Regions from separate parts of the Homo sapiens genome. Here all the other regions are linked to region 4. Evidence: chromatin loops called from intact Hi-C (ENCODE). Cell type or tissue: heart right ventricle. All regions are shown on one strand.

The links. Peaks named below come from ENCODE experiments on the same cell type or tissue, not always from the same donor. Only the 100,000 strongest peaks of a DNase experiment are listed, where the experiment ranks them.
Region 1: a loop joins it to region 4, with 10 times the contacts of the local background. A loop is called at or near these places in 16 of 110 quality-filtered maps.
Region 2: it touches region 4 in a loop (3.0-fold over the local background); 11 of 110 quality-filtered maps call a loop at or near these places.
Region 3: it touches region 4 in a loop (2.2-fold over the local background); 13 of 110 quality-filtered maps call a loop at or near these places.
Region 5: it touches region 4 in a loop (2.4-fold over the local background); 6 of 110 quality-filtered maps call a loop at or near these places.

What each region holds. Positions count from the first base shown.
Region 1 is chr9:88,999,098-89,003,097 of GRCh38, reverse strand. S1PR3 (sphingosine-1-phosphate receptor 3) reads right to left here. Exons shown (of 2, transcript NM_005226.4): 2 at 1-2,044. The coding sequence starts at 1,897. The coding sequence ends at 761. Among named protein-coding and RNA genes, the nearest start is that of S1PR3, 9.6 kb to the right of the region's middle. RefSeq lists an enhancer at 3,551-4,000. In heart right ventricle, a CTCF peak has its summit at 1,932 (motif pointing right); DNase peaks (open chromatin) are centred at 1,377, 1,957, 2,667 and 3,987; H3K27ac peaks cover 1,337 bases.
Region 2 is chr9:88,807,937-88,811,936 of GRCh38, reverse strand. No RefSeq gene overlaps it. Among named protein-coding and RNA genes, the nearest start is that of MIR4289, 64 kb to the right of the region's middle. In heart right ventricle, no CTCF peak of the experiment used is centred here; a DNase peak (open chromatin) is centred at 2,306.
Region 3 is chr9:88,780,535-88,784,534 of GRCh38, reverse strand. No RefSeq gene overlaps it. Among named protein-coding and RNA genes, the nearest start is that of MIR4289, 37 kb to the right of the region's middle. In heart right ventricle, a CTCF peak has its summit at 2,277 (motif pointing left); DNase peaks (open chromatin) are centred at 2,244, 2,564 and 2,831; H3K27ac peaks cover 1,826 bases.
Region 4 is chr9:88,872,177-88,876,176 of GRCh38, reverse strand. All of the region lies in intron 1 of LOC124902205 (a long non-coding RNA gene), which reads right to left. Among named protein-coding and RNA genes, the nearest start is that of S1PR3, 120 kb to the left of the region's middle. In heart right ventricle, a CTCF peak has its summit at 1,578; no DNase peak of the experiment used is centred here; H3K27ac peaks cover 1,519 bases.
Region 5 is chr9:88,947,773-88,951,772 of GRCh38, reverse strand. No RefSeq gene overlaps it. Among named protein-coding and RNA genes, the nearest start is that of S1PR3, 42 kb to the left of the region's middle. In heart right ventricle, no CTCF peak of the experiment used is centred here; a DNase peak (open chromatin) is centred at 2,152; H3K27ac peaks cover 1,796 bases.

The sequences.
Region 1 (4,000 bases), 130 kb before region 4:
AGAAACCTGAAAACCATCACATAATTGGGCTTTGGAATACGATTAAAATTACGCAGGGACAAATGACTGAAAGGACAGGACACAGGGCTGGTGTGGGTCAGACCCACACATCTGGGGCCAGCCTTGGACAAGCCTTTTTGGGGAATTTGAACTTTTAAAACTTGGTTAACATGAGAATCATGTCAGTCTAAGGAGACCAGGGATGGCATGTCCACCTAGTTCAAAACAATGTCCTTGTACTGGGGGTTCAGTCTGAATCCACTTGTATAACCTGTTACCTGTGTGTTGTATGGAGATTCTATGTAGGTACCACATGGCAAACACCTGCAACACAAATTCTGTGTAACATAGAGATGTACGAATATACAAGCATCCATTCTACGCACAGGAAATGTAGTGTAAAATCATCAAAACACCATTCAGAGGCACACGGAGAGGGTCACACAGCATTGTGTGGCCCACGACCTTCCCTCTCTGTGAACAACAGGGAGGGTGTCTAGGATGCAGCAGAAGGCAGTGGATGATGTCAGCAGCTTAGTACATCTGAAAGACTCTGGAGCCCAAAGTGGACAAGGCACGTTGTTTACACTGAAGCGGGGTGGTGATTCCTTGGGCCCCCTCTGTAAGAGACATCCACACTGGGCAGGCTGTTGGTCAAAGTAAGGTAGCTCTCCCGAGTCACAGCTCTTGAGGGGCCCCTGTGGAAGCGACGCATGCAATAAATAAGAACACAGCCGCAGAGCAGGGCGCATGGAGACGATCAGTTGCAGAAGATCCCATTCTGAAGTGCTGCGTTCTTGTCCATGATGCAGGATGAGGGGGCTGTGTGGGGCAGGTCTTCCTTGACCTTCGGAGAGTGGCTGCTATTGTTGCTGCTGCTTGATTTACTTCTGCTTGGGTCGAGCGCAGGCTGGATGGGTGAGGCGCGGGCCCCCCGTCCCCTGACCAGGCAGTTGCAGACCAGACGGAAGAAGGCCCGCCGCATCTCCTTGCTGGCCAGCGTGTAGATGACCGGGTTCATGGCGGAGTTGAGCACAGCCAACACGATGAACCACTGAGCCTTGAAGAGGATGGGGCACGCCTGCACCCTGCAGGCCACATCAATGAGGAAGAGGATGAAGAGTGGGGACCAGCAGGCGATGAACACGCTCACCACAATCACCACGGTCCGCAGCAGTGCCATGGACCGCTCCGAGTTGTTGTGGTTGGCCACCTTACGGCTGCTGGACTTCACCAGGAAGTAGATGCGTGCGTAGAGGATCACGATGGTCACCAGGATGGCCGTGAAGATGCTGATGCAGAAGGCAATGTACTTCTTGGAGTAGAGGGGCAGGATGGTAGAGCAGTCAGGGAGATTGTGCAGGCAGTTCCAGCCCAGAATGGGCAGGGCGCCCAGCGTGAAGGCAATGAGCCAGCACATCCCGATCAGGAGGAAGACGCGGTGCCTCTTGTTGGCGTCGTAAGGCCTCATTTTGATCATTGTCAAGTGCCGCTCGATGGCGATGGCCAGTAAGCTGCAGGTGGACGCCCCAAGGGCCACGAACATACTGCCCTCCCTGAGGAACCAGACCGTGGGAGACAGGCTGAACGTCTTCTTGCCAGACATCAGAATGTTGACCTTGTAAGCGATGCCGGCCAGCAGGTCGCAGAGAGCCAGGTTGCCAATGAAAAAGTACATGCGGTTGTGAAATTTATTGTTTTTCCAGATGGCAATCAAAACCATCAGGTTCTCCAAGACGATGAAGCTGCAGATGACCAAGAAGAGCACGGTGGTGAGCGTGCTGCCCTCGGAGGCCTCCTTCAGCCTGCCCGCCAACTTCCCCACGTACTGGTAATGCTCCCGCAGGGTCTCGTTCCCCCGCACCGGCTGGAGACGCGGCGGGAGGGCAGTTGCCATCACTTGGCATTCACAGACGATTAGCTCCAAAATCCACGAGAGGGCGCCCCAGGAACATTCATTTCAAAGGGAAGCGGGGCTGAGGTTCCGGCTTCATTCAGCAAGGCGTGCAGGCCAGACTCCAGCGAGGGCGTTGAAAAAGGGCTCCTGCCAACAGATAAAAAGAGGGAGCGACCATTGATAAAACGATCGCCGCCTAAGGGGCCACGGCAACGCTGTTGGAGAAAGGCATGAAAAACGTGGAAGTACTGGGATGGCTAGCCACGTCAGGCTGCAGAGAGGGTCTTTAGACACAGGCTAAATTCCTAAGTGATTGGGGGACACCATGGGAAGCGATTTGGTGTCTGGAGTTGCCGGGAAGGGAAATTCAGTGCATGAATTATTGAATCCTGTAACAAAGATACACAGACCCAAGTACAGCTTCCATCTGGAAATCTCCAGGCACTAGAAAATGCTAACTAGTCCTCATCTAGGGCATGGGAGCTGGTGACCCATTATCCCAGTTACTCAGGGAAAAGCAGGATTTTCTCAGGACCAAAAAGCAGGATGGAATCTGAATGATGCCGGTTCAATTTCTAAAACCTCCCTGGTGAGTTTTACAGTGACATCGTGGGAAGATCCCGCACTTCCCAGATGGCATCCCCTGGATCCAGGCCCAGAAATCAGGTCTGTATGGGCTGTAGGTCGGCCTGGCAGAGAGCCCTGAGGCCTGACCATGCAGCCATCGAGGGACCAACAGTGCATGTCTGGGCAGTGCCCATGCAGACACCGCACTCGTGAGCAGTGAGTCCAGAGCCCAGCGAAGACAGAACATCAACCTGCAAAAACGGGACCCAAGTCTACAGATGATAAAGGAAGGACAGGAAAGCAGTGACAATCACACTGACTGAGTCTGGCTTGAAATTCAGAGCCCTGAATATCAAATAGAGCATGGGTGCATGTGAGCCAACAGAAAAGTGGCACATTTGGGAACACAGCGAGAGAGGGAAAGTGGTGAGTGAAGGCCTCAATGGATTCTGAATTCCAAACTCTTCCCCCACGAGACCTCAAACACTTGCACTCAACCACACCTGGTAATATCGATCAGCCTTCTGTGATGTTGATGACGCCACACACCCAACTATCAAGGTAGAAACCGCTTTCAGTGGACTCACTTATTTTATTTTATTTTTTATTTTTATTAAAAAAAATTTTCTTTTGAGACACAGTGTTGCTCTGTCACCCAGGCTGGAATGCAGTGGTGCGATCTCGGCTCATTGCAACCACTGCCTCCTGGGTTCAAGTGCTTCTGCTGCCTCAGCCTCCCAAGTAGCTGGGATTACAGGCACCCGCCACCATGCATGGCTAATTTTTGTATTTTTAGTAGAGACGGGGTTTCACCATGTTGGCCAGGCTGGGCTCGAACTCCTGACCTCAAGTGATCAGCCTGCCTCAGCCTCCCAAAGTGCTGGGATTACAGGCATGAGACACCGCACCCAGCCATCATTTATTATTTGAGTATTTAAATATGTAATTAAGTTCAAATGAGGCTAATTTAAAAGAGCCTACTGTGTGTATCCAGTGAATTTTTTTTAACTTTTACGATGTTTGAACCACAGCCCTAAATTTGCTTCAGAGACACATGAACAACTCACCAATACTATGGGCTCTGCATTTTAGGGTGTGATTGACTCTGAATCTCATCCATGCATGAGTTTATTCCCAGGTACAAATCAGTCCCTTGAAGATCCAGGGCTTGCCTGGGTGGGGCTGAGAAGCAGAGGTGGCTCCAAATGGTTTCTGTATCCTCGTGACCCTCTGGAGTGCTGAATGCTGTCAAAGCCCTCCTCTCCCTACATCAATTTGGGGGACCTGGATTTTCTGAGATGGCCCCTTGCTTCTTTGCAAAGATTTTTTTTCCAGTGTCCTGGAGCTTGGTGGTGTTGGTTGCTCTGGAAACCCCGGGGGCGGGGGGTTGGCGGGGGGTAGGATGTCTGAGCTGACGTCTGTGCTCTGCCTGGAACTGCCCTGACCCTTCCCAGCTGCCGCCTCCTGAAGTCACAGAGGCCTTGGGTCGAGGTCAGCTGGAATGCCAAGTGCTGGCAGAAAGGCTTATGTGTTGGC
Region 2 (4,000 bases), 64 kb after region 4:
AGAATCGCTTGAACGTGGGGTGGGGGCAGGCGGGGGCGGAGGTTGTGGTGATCTGAGATAGAGCCATTGTACTCCAGCCTGGGCAATAAGAGTGAAACTCCATCTCAAAATAAATAAATAAATAAATAAAATAAAGAAAAAGAAAACACCGTGCCAACTTAGTCTGCTTGTGTGGCAAAGCAGACTGGCCCAGGGGAGCCAGGCTGGAAGCAGCACCAGCGTCTTCGCGCTTGGCCTGAGGCCGCTGTCACTGTATCCATTGCAGGGGGGCACAAAGGCTGCATCTTTGCTCTGAAATCATTGCTGCAGGTATTGTTTCAAGGCAATGCATAGATCTTGTTCAAGTCTTTGATCTCTTATCCACTCTATTAGGGTGTAAGAAACATGCTCAAGTTGCCTCATTAGTGGGGGAATAAGGAATTAAGGAGAAAGGATCATGTATCAGTTGTCTGTGTCTGCATAACAAACTTGTCCAAAATTTAGTGGCCGTATACAGCAATGCTGTTGTTTCTCCTGGTTCTATGGGTTGACGGGGCAGTTTTTCAGCTCACCTCACCATTCAGCTGGAAATGTTGATTCCATGTTCTACCGTCTCCTCAGAGAAACAAGGAGTCACTGGGCCAGAGCAAGATTCAGGCATTTTTAGGGTATCTAAGCAAATACCACACAACATTGCAACAGATCCATCCAGCTAAATTTGAAGGGCATTCCACAACCACTGATTTTTTCATTTAACAAGCATGTTAGAGACCCAGGAACTGGGCAGGGGCTGGAAGGATGAACACAGTCCCTAAACTTTCCAAGTAGAGGCCACATCTAAGGAGGAGGGAGCCCGAGGGCAGAAGCCACATTTAAGGAGGAAGGAGCTTGAGGGCAGAGGCAACATCTAAGGAGAGAAAGCCTGAGGGCAAAGGCCACGTATAAGGAGGAGGGAGCCTGAGGGTAGAAGGAACTTCTAAGGAGGAAGGGAGCCTGAGGTCAGAGGCCATGTCTAAGGAGAGAAAGCCTGAGGGTGGAGGCCATGTCTAAGGATAGTGGAGGTCAGGTTAAGAAAGAAAAAAACAAGGAGGAAGGGGAAGGGGTGAAACAGAGACATCTGCTGGAAGCTCTTCTGACTGGGTTTATGGGCTAGAACTGGGTCTGCTGCCCACCCCTGGCTGTAATGGAGGATGGAAAGTTTCATTTCATACCTGGGAACGCTAACTCCAAGAATAAAATCAGACTCCTCTTAAAGAATAAAGGCATAATGGGAGCTGGGTAGACAACCAGCCGTTTCTTGACATGAGGCAGTCCAGAAGCATATGGGAGAGGCTAAGGGGAGTGAATCCATAAAAGGAGTGTGGGGAGATGTTTAAGAGCAAACTGTCTTCCCCTTGCTTTGTTGGGAGACCCACACTGGGGAGGTATCCACAGCCTGTCTCCACGTGGACACATTACCCACAAACACGGAAAGTGGCCCTCAGATGCCTCTTGCAATGAGATTCCCTTTCATAGATCATAAAAACGGTGGACCATGGGATGTCATATGGTTTTCATTTGTAGTTTTGTAGGACATCATCATTAGCACTCTGAATTTTTACCGAGGGGTTGAGTAGAGGGGTTGTAGGGGCTTACCATCCCCACAGAACTGGCCCATGTCTGTCCTTGCAGAAGCCAGGAGTGGAAAAATTCCCATTTCAAGCTTATTATTCCAGCAGCATGCTCTAGTTAATTGAAATGACACAAAATTATTTTTCAACATACATAAAACCTGCCCTTCCTCTCCTACTTCATAGCACAGCAGCAAGCAAGCAAATGAGCACCAATTCATCTTCATTTGCTTCATTGCCTTTTGATGTTGTTCCTAAGTCATCAGCTCCCCTAACGTATTGTGGAAGTCTGCCATGCTGAATGTTGGCGTTGTTGCAGACTGGATAATAAAAATGCAAAACGTGCTGGCTGTACTAACAAAGAAAAATAAACATGATAGATGAGGGGAAACTTCATTTGGGTTCTGTTCCTGACAGTTCATACAAGTTCACGATTGTTGTTGACGTAAATAATGTACAGTGATGAAGATGACAAGACTGGCTGGCTCATATTTGAACTTTATCCATTTAAATCATGTTTTTCCAAACTGTTGCAAATAAATTAAAAGCCCCATGCCAGGGGGATTGAGTGGCAGTAAGTTCTGAACCACTTAGGGCCGGAGGTTTATGTTCCTAAGGGCAGAAGTTTCCAAGCTGATGAGCCCCACAGTCTGGGCACAGCTGCCTGTCTCACTTCCATGTCTGAAGAGACCCATCCGGTGCACAGTGGAAGGAGCTAGAAGCTATCACTGTTCACAAGATGGCCTCCTCCTGGGGTTTGTGTCATGATAACAGCTCTCTAGGGGCGAGCACACTGATGCAAGACTTGCCTCCTCTCTCCTTATTTTTCCAAGAATAATAAACAACTCCCTGTCCAAACTCTAGGCTGATGTTTATCTCGGGTTGTGGAGGCACAGAAAGAACAACAACAACAATGGTTTCCTGCTCTGTTGAGAAATTTGAGGCTTAAAACAATGAACTGGCACTTGTGAAATGCAAGGTGTGTAACTTTGAGCTTCTCCTAGAAAGTATGACTGGAACCTTCTGAGTGAGGACCGTTGTCACTGGGCCCAGATTTCAAAATATAGTGGGTTGATAGAAAACTGGAGGTATAGTAAGGCCAACAGAGCAGGAGAGCGGGGAGGGAGAGGGGTGCCATTGAAAAGATAATTCAGTCACTCAGACTCCAAGAGGAGGGGACACCCTGCCTCATGCCGGGGTGTGTGGGGAAGCACTAGGGCTGGTCAGGGAGCAGAGGGAACTGGAGGAAAACATGGCCAAGAGCCTTTATTGCGGTTTCTGTGGGAAGGAATAAGTGATGTAGGGGAAGGAATAAGTGATGTAGGGTAAGCAAGCTTAGGATTGGAATGCAACAATCCTAACTTCAACAGGCTCTGGGGCATAAGGGGTGCCCCTGGGGCACAGTGGCCCAGAGTGTGAGAATCCAGTAAGGAAGGTGATGGGGTGTGGGCGCTGGATTGGTTGGTTTGTATTTGAGAAGCATCTCTTGTATGAGTTGTTTACTACTTTTACAAATTGATGAACCCTGGGAGGGGCAGTCCATACAGGGCCAGCAAGGCCCTAGTTGTCAAAGTGTCACTGAGCAATGGTCTCGTAATCCAGTGAACACAGGAGCCAATATTATGGCACCGGCTTTTGAGAAAGGCAAAAGACAATGCCATTGTGAGTCTACTGGCAAGGAGATAGGTGGCAATTCTCCAATCTGTTTCCCGTGCTCTGACGCAAAATGATGTTTTAAAATTGTAGCATTCTCTACCTCAAGCCATCTAGGCCTATCTGGGAGTGGGTCAAGCTTTTATGGCATTTCTAACTAGTCCCAGATGATGCCAGTGCAGCCAGACTGCCATGCTGGTCCTGTTACCAATTAGGAGGCTGAAGGATACATGTCTTGCCCAGGATACATGTCTTGCAATTTTGGCTCTGTGCCATGTATAACAGCTTAGGCAATTGTTAGTGGGTTTAAGCTGGTCTCATGGTTACAAAAGCATTAGGAAATATAGAAAATAGAAGACATGGTTAACACAACCCACCCTGGGCTGGAGAGGTGAGAAAAGCTGCCTTGTGGAGCTGTGTTCATTGGAGCAGCTATAGAGGGTGGCTGTGGTGCCACAAGCATGGCTGAGGGATGAACCACAAGGGGCTTCTGCCACAGTACAGACCCCCAAGGCTGGGAGGAGCTGACCTCAGGGAGTTTGGCAAGGATGGTTTGCCCATGAGCAGTCCAGAGGCAACCTGGGCCTCTAGCAAGGCAGCTAGCTCAGCACGAGGCAACACCACGCTGGTCTACAGCAGGAGGAGCACCTGTGTCTCTCACTGGCCATGTGCTTGCCACCAACTGCTTGCCCTCTCATGTCTTTTGAATTCTTTCCAAGTAAAGAAAATAATTTGCTTCCTACAGATACTACATGAAT
Region 3 (4,000 bases), 92 kb after region 4:
TTGGGCTGTGACTTGCTCTGGCCACTGGGCAGTCCCTTGGCCTACAGTGCTCTGCTGACTTCTGTGTCCCTTCATGTAAGGTGACAGGAACCACTGAGGTCTCTTCTGCACTTTCTGAGAGCAGCGCAGAGCTGTGCAGAGACAGCACTCAGGCTCCCCAAGGATCCCTGTCTGCATCCTCCCAGGATGGTAGCTCTGGCAGGGCCTGAGGACTCACCACCACAAGTCTCCAAGTCAGCAGTGAGGTGTCCAGCTTACCTCCTGGCAAACAACCTTCTCATCAAATGGCAGGTGACCTGCCTATCCCTGAATAGCAGGTTTTGGTTCTCTGCCAGCCTGAAGAATTATTACAAAAACCAATCACAACTTCACCCTGGAACCAAGAGGCAGCTCCCTCTCTTGTTACTACAGAGCTTGCCTTCCACAGCCCCTGGCTATTCATGCTGTTCCCAAGTGCAGCCCCCATGTGGCCCCACATGGCCTGTGGTATCCTCCTCCCCTGGGCTTGATTCTACATGCTGTTCATCTGACCAGCCCAGCACTGGGTGTGCTGTATTCGTCCATCTGCCTAACCAAGTGGAGGGAATCCCTCTCTCACCAACTGATTGAGGAAGAGGAGATTAAAACCGAATCCCCCTTTACTCCCCCATGGGAGGAAGTCTCTCCCCACCACTGCTAACTACACACACCAGTGACTCCCCTCCCACACTACCTCTTTTTCCTGGGGAGCAGTCGGGGTCTATGACAACAGGCCAGTCCTGCCTCCTCCAGGAGCCGCACAGTAGACCCTGGTCACTGGCAGCTCACTGGAGAATGTGGTGAACGTGGGACCTTCGCTTTTAGTTATAACAGGAAAAGCCCCTTATAGAGAAGAGAAACAGCCTCCTACTGACGTGAGAAAAGAGGCTTAGAGGAGACAAATAGGGCTGCAGGTCAGGATGGGGGTGTGAAATGACAGTGGCCCCTTTAAACCTCTCCCTCCTCCTCCATTTTCTTCTTTTGTAAAAATATCAAGCCCAGCAAATCTCCTATTTGGGAGAGAAAAATAAAAGAATTAGGGAAAAGTAAAGAGGAAAATAGCATGTGAAGCACCCCTTGCTGTCTCCCATTCTTCAGCCATCAATCAGACAACTGACGCTGTGACTATTTCCAAACTTGAGTCATCTTTTTGTTACAAAAAGGTTGGCCACAGACCTGGTTTGGAATTTTCACTATTCAAGCCATTATTTGTTGTGTCAGCAAAGCAGTCAATTGTGTTCAGAGTCATCGGTTTGTTCTCTGAGTCTAATTTGAAAGACATGAAAACACAAAAGTACTCGGAATCCCTAATTAGGTACCTCTGTGCAGGCATTCCCCAATGAAGCTACCTTTTGATGGAAACCATCCGCACAGAAACATTGTTCACTGTTGGTGGCCATTCATGCCTCTTTACGCTCTTGTCCATTTGTGAAAACAGGGCTAGCCTCTTCCTGCCCCCAGGCCCACTGTAAATCCAGTCGCAGCCTGGGTCTCATCCTCCAAACAAGAATGAGCCAGTCGGACCATGCTAGAAAGGGATGGGCGTTTTGTTGGGATTTAAAAAGGAGAGTGCATCTTGCAGACCACACAGCAGAAGGAAGCTGGACTTGCTCAGCCAGTGGTTGGGGTCTTCCCCTCCACTCTTCCCTTCCCCATTCTTCATTTCCAGCAGCTGCCCCTTGCCGCACTGCTCCTTCACCCACACACTTTTTTGTTTTTTGTTTTTTTGTTTTGAGAAGGAGTTTCACTCTTGTTGCCCAGGCTGGAGTGCAATGGAGCAAACTTGGCCCACTGCAACCTCCGCCTCCTGGGTTCAAGCAATTCTCTGCCTCACCCTCCTGAGTAGCTGGGATTACAGGTCCCTGCCACCACGCCTGGCTAATTTTCTGTATTTTTAGTAGAGACCAGGTTTCATCATCTTGGCCAGGCTGGTTTTGAACTCCTGAACTCGTGATCCACCCACCTCAGCCTCCCAAAGTGCTGGGATTACAGGCGTGAGCCACCACACCTGGCCCACCCACACGTTTTATAAAGTCTCCTCTATTGTCCTGGGCAGTCTAATGCTGGGTGCAGCCTGCTATGACCTTCACAGTGAGGATAACACACAAGATGTAGCTTCACAAGTCCTCTTTGATCAGCAGCCATCCAGCTCTGGTCTGCCGAAGCCTCCTGTTTCCCAGGCAGCTTACTCCAAGGACTCACCGAACAATGCAGAGACAGCAGGAGCCTGTGGAGGGGGCCTCCTGCTGGCAGATAGAACATGCAATCTGGTTCCTTGTGCATACACATGGAGACAGCGTCCTGTTTTCAGTGGCAATATTGTTTTGCAAGCCCCACTTGCTGTGTTTTACCCACACATAAGAAAATAGGCCAAAAAGTCTTCTGGATAACTGTCTTCTTTCATCCCTCTTCTGTTGCTTATTACTGCCTGCCGCCTTTGCCCCTCAGCTGTGCCCTGTCTCCCTCCCACTCACACAGTTTCCGCCTGTCCTCATTTCTTCTCTTTTTTGGGACACATTTAAGATAAGGCCTCACTGTGACTCATCCAGCAGTTTTGTCCTTGGGCCAACCCAACTTCAGGCCATAGGTTATATAGTTATCACTCAACAGCTAGGGAGGGCTCATAAGAGTTTACCACACACTATGACGGGAGGTGTCAACTGAGCATCTGAATACAACAGAATGCTGAACTAGCAGGACTCCCCTGTCATTTGAAGAGAAATCCATTCAAAGAGAAATCCATTCAAAAAGAAATCCACTCAACATCTGGCTATCAACCATCTGGACAGTGCTGCAAGGAGTAAGGGAGTCTGTTATTGCCAGTACTCCAGGAGGAAGGCCAGGCTCAGGAACGATGGAGGGTGGATACTTCATTCTGGGAACCCTGTGAGGCTGTGGACCAGAGATAGTTCCTCTTAGCACAGAAACTGCTCATTTAAAAAAGTAAATTAAAAAAAAAAAAAAAAAGCAATAGGCATAGCCGCCCTGCTCTGAGCAATGTGGAAAAGTGCAATGGTTTTTATTCTCACTATGTATCAGGATCACCTAAAGAACTATGACTGTAGATATTGATTATCAACAGTTGCTAATATCTCTAAAAAAGAGACAACCATTCTGTATCTCTTGCTAAATGGACACACCCCCCAGGTTATATTCTTAATAAAAATTGAAACCTGAAGGAGATGAAGCCTCTAGATCTAACTAGATCTATCTAATTGGATCTAACTACGAACTAACAGGAAATATGTGGGACAGAGGAACATGATAATGACAACACCTGGATGCAAAACTGATAAAAGAAAGCATGATTCACCCTGAGAGCTACTCTATCCTGAGAGGATAAATGACCTGTTGTCTCAACAAGTGTATGCAGAGACAGGCAGAGAGAAGAACTATAGATTAACAATGAAAGAGCCTTATTTGGATTTTGATTCAACAAACAACCTATAAAATACCATTTTATTTTATCCAGATAACTAGACATTGACTAGGTATTAAGGAATTATTGTTGTGTTTTTCAGGTGCAATAATGGTACTGTGTTTGTGTTTCTTAAAAAAAAATTGTCTTACATTTTAGGGTGGTATTCTGACATGTTTAAGATGAAATGCTAGGAATTTTGAGATTGGCTTCAAAATAAGCCAGGACTGGGGAGAGAGCAGAGTGAGGGTGAAAATTGGATGGCCAGGAAAACAGTGATGTTTCGGTATAAGTATTGTCCCACGTGACGTTATATTTTTATTAAAAAGTCATCCATTTTTTACCTGAAATTCAAACTTAACTGAATGTCCTGCATTTCTATTTGGTAAAGCTGGCAGTTTGCTAGGTAAAACGCACTTGATTGTATTGTTCTCTCTACTGTTTTGTGTACTTCAAGTAAATAAATGAGGTGAAGGTTTTTAAAAAGCCTCCTCCAACCCCCTCCCTGGAGATCTGAAGTTATAGGAGTGGTGGTCCTTTGTAGCTGAGGCAGGTAGAGTGGTA
Region 4 (4,000 bases):
ATAGTGTTTATAGTCTTTGTACAAGATACAAGAAGCAACTGCCTGAAATCTCTGGGGAAATAAGAAGACAAATAACCTATTTTTTAAAAAAAAATAGGCAATAGATTTGAACAGATCCTTAAAAGCAGACATGTGATGGCCAATAAGCTCACGAAAAGATGCTTGAGATTGTCAGTCACCAGAGAAATGCAAATCAAAATCACAATGAGACACCATTCCATGCCCACCGGGATGAAGAAAGGAGAAAGATTGCTCATACCAAGTATTGGCAGAGATGTGAGTCAAATGGAATGGTGCAACCACTTTGGAAACTGGCAGTTTGTTTAAACATATAGTTAAATATAAACAAATATATAACCCAGATGTTATGTTATTAAGTATTTATCCATGAAAAATGTCCACACTGAGAGGTATACATGAATGTTCATGGTGGCATTATTCATAATATCCTAAAACTGGGGACCAGTCAAATGTCCACCAGCAGATAAACGAATAAACAAAATGAAAGTGGAACTTCCATATGATGAGTAATACTCAACATAAAAGGGAATGATTACTGATATGCAAAAATACAGATGAATCTCAAAATCACTATGCTGAGTGAAAGTAGTCAGGCACAAAAGGTCACATATTACATGCTTTCATTTATATAAAACTCTAGGAAAGAGATTTTTAGTGACCAAAAGCAAATCAGGGGTTGCTTGGGCCCAGAAGCAGAGGGAGGGAGGGACTACAAAGAGGTACAAAGAAAAAAAAAGGGCAGGGTGTCATATGTGAATTCTACATCCCTCAATAAAGCTGATTTTCTTTTTTTTTTTTTTTTTTTTGTTTTTAGGAGACTGAGTCTTGCTCTGTCGCCCAGGCTGGGGTGCAGTGGCACAATCTCAGCTCACTGCAACCTCTGCCTCCCAGGTTCAAATGATTCTCCTGCCTCAGCCTCCCGAGTAGCTGGGACTACAGGCGTGCACCACCACACCCGACTAATTTTTGTATTTTTAGTAGAGATGGGGTTTCACTATGTTGGCCAGGCTGGTCTCGAACTCCTGACCTCATGATCAGCCCACCTCAGCCTCCCAAAGTGCTGGGATTACAGGCATGAGCCACCGCGCCCAGCCAATAAAGTTGATTTTTAAAAAATGTTTCAGGCTCCTGCTTAACCCACAAACTTTAAAACATTAGGAGATCTGTTACTTTTTAGGTGAAATTGGAGAACACAGCCTTCTCTGGAGTCATTGGTATTTGAGGACTTGAAACAGGGAGTACTCATTTTCAGGGCACTTTCAAGATTGTAGAATATTTTGCACAGTATTTCCCTGAGGCAAACAAGATTTCAGTCTGTGAATAGGTTTCAGTGTTTGCTTTGGTTCTTTTCAACACAAGTTTACTCTAAAAAGTAAAGCTCTTTTCCCCCAAAAGTGAATAGTGCCATGACACATTACACTCTCCAAGGAGACTGGTCCTTTCGGCAGACACTCTTTGGAGAGCCACAGTCTCTTAGTCATAGTGACAACTTCTCCCATCCTCAATAATGGCCCTGCACTTATGTGCAGAGACGCCAGGTGGCCATCAGTAACACATGAACTTCCAGTTTCTCCTGCCCAGGAAAGATAATCATATTTACAGGGGTGATCCTTCACATATTCTAAAGCCACTCCTTTGCTGTGACTGCCTGATACTGTGGTATGTGGCTGAGCCACCGAGTGAGTGTAATTGGCTTAGCACGGTGCCAACAGAGCCAAGGTCACAGGCGGGTCAAGGTCAGGCGAGGGGAGGAGATGGGGAGATGGCCGCAGCACAATTTGACCCCTTTCACTGTTCATGTGTCAGCGCTGAAAGCAAACAGCAAATTAATTCCTCAAGTACTTGTATTGTCTAATTAGAAAGAAAATAGCAGTTTTGGGGGCCATAACTTCTGCCTAATTCCAAAGTTCTCAAGTCACTCATGAAGTGATAGTGGCAATGCATATTTATCCATGTTGCCCACGTTTGAACGTATGTTAAAGAATGAAAATCATAACTGTCATCCCCCAAAAGCTTTGAGAAACAGAAAACTCTTCATCCTTGAACCTGCCATCCTGAATGGTCCCTCTTTCTCTTCTGGAATGTAAGAGACTCCCTGCCTCTCGGGCTCTCCAGGGAAAACTGTGTGAGCCTGGAGTCCCTGATCACTGCACCGATCAGACTCCCCTTCCTCGGCAGCTCCTGGTCCTCCTGAGAAGCGCATTTGCATGGCCAGGACAAGGAGAATGAAGCAGGGCCGGTGGGGCTCTCTGCTCCCTCGGGACTAGCAGTGAGAATGCACACCCCGCAAGCACAAGGGTCCTCAGGTGCATGATGCAGCTGGACAGACCCCTCCTGGCAACAGCGTGAGTGCTTCATGAAGATCCGCCCCGGGGCAGGAGCCCAAGAGCCAAGAGCTGCCCAGATGAGGCTGTGACCATGCCAGGAGAACGACCTCTCATAGGTGCTCCATCTCAACAGTGTTTCTAATCAAAACATGAAAAAGGATTATAGATTGGGGAAGAAGAGTAATTCCAGACACACCGGCTCTGCTTTCCCCTCTCCCACAGGAAACTGGGATTTGCCAGTGTATGTCCTCTCTCTCTTTCTCTCTCTCACTCTCTCTCTCTGTCACTCTTTCTCTCCTTTGCTTTTCTGCTTTCTGTCTCTTTCTCTCTGTCTCTGTCTTTCTCTCACTCTCTCACTTTGTCTCTCTGTGTCTCTCTCTCTGTCTCTCATTCTGCCTCGCTGCTCTGTCTCTGTCTCTTTCTGCCTCTCTCCCTCCCTTTCTTCTTCTTTCTTCTTTCTTCCTTCTTCTTCCTTCTTCTTCTTCCTCTTCTTCTTCTTTCTTCTTCCTCTTTCTCTCTCTCTCTCTCTCTCTATCTCTCTCCCCCTCTCTCTCTCTTTGTTTCACTCTCCCACTCTCTGTCTCTTGAATCTTGGTGACTGCCTTAGATGGGGTGGGGTGGAATGCAGTAGAAGCGATGCTGTGTGGCCTCCAGAGCTGGATCACAGCAGGAGACACTCAAGTCAGCCTGGTCCTCTCGGTTCTCTCTCTCTCTCTCTCTCTCTCTCTCTCTCTCTCTCTCTCTCTCTCTCCCCACACCGCTATCTGCTTTTGACTCTTTCTCAGTGTCTTCCTCTCCCTCTCTCTCCATCTGCCTCTCTCTCTTCCTCTCTTCTTCCCTTCTTTCTTCTCTCTGCCTCTCTCTTTGACTCTTTCTCTCTCTCCTTCCCTCTCTGTCTCTTTCTTTTTCTCTCTCTCCCTCTCTCTTTCTCCTTGACTCTTCTATGTCACTCCCTCCCTCCCTTTATTTCTCCCTCTCTTCTTTATTTCTGTCTCTCTTTCTCTCTGTCTTCTCTCTGGGAACTGTAGGTTCCATTTAGACATGGACAGCTCAGATAAGGGGGTGTGGAAGAAAGTAATGAAAGGTCACAGAGGACTTGGAGCAGAACCAGCTTTGAAAGACCAAATTCCAGGCCTGAGAATGTCGCATTGTATTAGTGCAAGGTTGGTAACAAGAAATTAGCGCTGAAGGTTGAAAGAGTGGATGGGGGGAGATGGAGAAAAGGAAAATGCACATAGATGGTTTTCATACTTTTAACTTCTTTGCTTGACTTAAACATATTGTTTCCCTAAAGAGGAGTGCCCCCTTCCCTCAAAAAATAAAAGAAGTTTAGTGTTGGGCAGTCCCTTATTTTTGTGTGGCCTTGAGTGTGTGGACAGGATGAAAGTGCAGCTTTAATGACAAGGACTGGCCCTGGAATGCTGACAGGAATAATGACTGAGCAGCAACTTAGTTTTCCACATCAGAGCAGGATTTATATTCCATTCACCAACCCTCAGAGGAATTTCCCCTGTCTCTGATTTGGCCTTGTGAATTTTCCGGCTCATAATATCTCTAAGCAGAAGCAAATGTCTGGAGGGGGGAAGCCTGGTTGACAAAGAGAAGCAGCTCTTTGTCTCTCACTGCAGTTTTAAAAAACCCCACAGATTCCT
Region 5 (4,000 bases), 76 kb before region 4:
AAGAGTGGAAGACTTGATGCTTCAGCTGGAGTCCAAAGGCAAAGGCAGTCTGGGGGCAGAATTCCCTCCTCCTAGGGAGAGGTCGGTTTTCCCCTAAGGCCTTCAACTGACTGCATGAGATCCACCCACATTACAGAAAGGAACCTGCTTCACTCAAAATCTACTGGTTGAAATGTTAATCAACTCTTAAAAATACAGCAGGTGTTTGACCAAACATGTGGGCACCATAGTCTAGCCAAGCCACCACATAAAGTTAACCATCACATCAGTGACACCATGGGAGCAACACAACTGTGCAGCTATCTGGAGAAGTGTTAGGTGGGAGACATTGTTAAACTGCGTTGGATGCATGTATCTGCTCAAGGACATGCACATGTACACACATGTCTGCACATGCATTCACAATCACATGTGCACATGCACAGATACACACACATGCACACACACACAATGCATGGATCACAGCATGAGGCAATGACCACACAACAGTGCCCATGAGGTGAAATCATTAAACTGAGGTCTTGATTTGACCATCCTCCAAACACACATTTTTCTATGTAACACAAAGCAGGTCAAAAGCCATTCTGCATCTGCCCAGAGCCCATCTCCCAGAGGCCAGGTCTGTAACTCACAACCCAAGGACTTTTACTGGTTTCTGTTTGATCCTCCTCTCTAGGAAACTAGCCCTTAATGCATGAGGAATGAAATTCTCACTATCTGCAGCTAATCAAGCCATGTTTGTTATCCCTAGCTAGTATGACTCATTAATTTTCTGCCATGGTGTTTACCTCACAAAAAGTATTCTAAGTAATCCGTGCCTGCCGTGAAGAGTTTAAATGCAGTATTTTGACTTTTAGTGGACAGTGACGTCTTTTTACCGCAATCCATTTCTCTCCATTCTTAAAAACAATGGGGATAAAAATCGAAGTGTTTGAAGAGCTACTCCTTAAATACTCTGACTCACACTGGACGATCTCACTGGTGTGTGCTTCTTGCAGGCAAAATAATAGACGAGTCTTCGTTTTCCTGGGCTTTTAAATTCATGATGTTTTCAATAATTTTAAACTTATGACAGTGAGCACATTTAAGTGAAAGTTTTTGAAACTGTTTTTGTCTTGTTTGCCTTTGTCTGTGATGTGTTTATACAGGACTGTTTCACAACTATGCTATTGTGAAAGACATGAACAATGAAGATGTGTGAACAAGCTCTCATGGCCCAGGGGATTATAGCTGTGCATGAAGTAGTGAGTGGAGGAGGGGGCCAGCCCAACCCTAAGCAGGGGCTGCAGGCAGCCCTGCGGACTTTGCTGGAAAGCCTGAGCCTCTCTGGGAACAGGGCACATCTCTTGAGCAGAGTCAGGTCATGGAGCGGCTCTGGTTGGGGAGGAAGGGGCAGCTCCAGCTGCTAAGCTTGGCTGAGAAGATGCCACTGGCCATTCTAGGGCAAGTATGCCAAATGCTTCTGTGAGCAAATGCCTTTGCTTTTGGTTGCTTTCATCAAAGTTTCAAAGAGATCTGTGACCCTCTTCGTTTGGGTGTTTGGCTGGAGTGTGATGAAGGTGTGACTGCAGGGCCTTGTGGTGGAGGCAGGAGTGTGTAAACAGCCCCACTGGGTGTGGATGATGCATGAAGATTCTCAGTTGCTAGTTGAGTCACCAGGTTGGTGGCTGGAAGCTTCTTCAGAACTGGGCAAAAACAGTAATGAGATTGATTCCCAGCTTTTATTGGCCTAATGAGCTGGCACTAATTTGGACATGCCACTTCACACTCAAGTTTGCATATCTATAAAATTGAAAGGGGGCAAAGTAATCCCTTAATAGTAGGCATTTTAACATGGACACACTCGGGTGCACAGAGTGCCAAAGTGTTGGCCAGGCATGTTTGCAATATGAAAGTTTGAACTAGATTTCTCTTGGGGAATTCATATACACATTATAAAATACATGGTGTATTTATATGAGCACTGGGGAAAGAAGTGACAAGAGATTTGTGGAGTGTAGGTGAAGCTGTTGAAGAAATCCAGTCTGCATTCAGCTCTGTACTTGGCAACGTTTCTGGAAGGACTAGCAGCAAACGCTTCTATTCTGGGAACAGTCTCTCCCACCTTTGCACTTTCCCCATCAGGCGGGTGTGGGCCTTGGTGATTAGCTGAGTCTGAAAATAAACGGCGCCTCTGTCTCCAGGGTCAGATTCCAGATGCTGAACAATAACCTGCCAGCATGGGGGAGACTGAAACAAAAGCCTCTCAGGAAGTGATGCTCCATCTTGGTTGAGGAGTTGGCACGTTTCCAGAAGGGATGTCTCCCGGCTGTCAGGCCATCGGGACTTTCAGCGTTCTGCATGTGGCTCCACTGCAGAACACACACACTCAGAACAGCACCAACATTGTGTCAGCACCCCATTATAACTTCCCCTGTTTTCCTTTCCATAAACTCAAGAATTCTTCTCTGGCAAATTTCATTTTATGGAGATGCTAATATTCTTCATCTAATTCAATTTTCCCGCACCCAAACCTTCACCCATAAGAGACAATATCACAGCCTGAGAGAGGAGGCTGGCTCTGTAGGAATGGCTTTGAGAGCATTCGAATCTTCTCATCATTATTTCTGATGAATCGAGACTGGCAGGCATTAGCCAAAGTCAGAGGAAATCAACTAACACCTCTCTCCCATTACAAAGGAGAAGTAACTTAAGAAGTAACTTAAGAAGTAACTTAAAAAGTAACTTAAAAATGTTGAAAGATGTCATGTGTGGTGGCTCACGTATGTAATCCCAGCACTTTGGGGGGCTGAGGCGGGAGGATCACTTGAGGCAAGGTAAGGCGTAGGCAACATAGTGAGAACCCATCTCTACCAAAAATTTAAAAAAATAGCAGGGCATGGTGGCACGCGCCTGTCGTCCCAGCTACTTGGGAGGCTGAGGGGCCAGAATTGCTTGAGCATAGGAGTTTGATGATGCAGTGGGCCATTATTGTGCCACTGCATTTGGGTGACAGAGTGAGATCCTGTCCCCTCCACCCCAAAATATAACAAAAGTTTTTTAAAAATTTAATGCTGAAAAAGTAGATAGAAGAATCTATTAGCCAAATGGAAGGTGAGTTTTGATAGGAAGAGATGCAGCAAGTGACACCCTGCCCCTCCCCCACACTGTGCGCACAGACACAGACACATGCACACAGGGACACATATGGATATGCATGCACACACGTGCATGCACATGGACACACACACGCAAACACATGCACAAACACACACATACCCACAGGTACAGGTCTTCACACATGCACACATACTCATGCACACAGAGACACACATACATGCACATGTCTGCACACCTGCACACATACCCAGGCACACACATGCACACATACCCATGCACATGCGTGCACACATACACACATGCCTGCACACATACCCATGCACATACATGTGCACACACATGCACATGTCTGCACACATGCACACATACTCATACACACAGAGACACATACATACATGCACATGCATGCACACACACACATCCAGGCACACACATGGGCACACATGAGCACACATCTTATGGCAATAGCCCCACAGCCCTCTTTGCTCATCTTGCCCTGTTTGGATTCCTGCCCCATGGGACAGGGTTAGTGACTGTCTACTTATAATGATTTCGGGACCAGGAGAAACTATTCCCCCACCATCCCCACTGTCTCCTACCTCCTTCACTTAATTCTGCTGACTCATGCCTAAATTAGGTGCTCATTTTGTTTGAAACCAAGTAAGACTTTTATGATTTGTTGAAAATCCCCAAATCTCTGAGCCCAACCGTCATTGAATCTTTATATGATGTGTTTTCAAAGCCCCTCCTGAGAACATGTGCAAAAACTCCTGCAGGAGCAGTGAGTTTGGGAGCTGTGAATGCATCTTTGCCTTCTCATCTGTGATACACCCAGGGAATTTTTACTATAAACAAACTTGAAAAAACTTTCCTAACATGTAAGCCCTTTGTCTCAGCAATT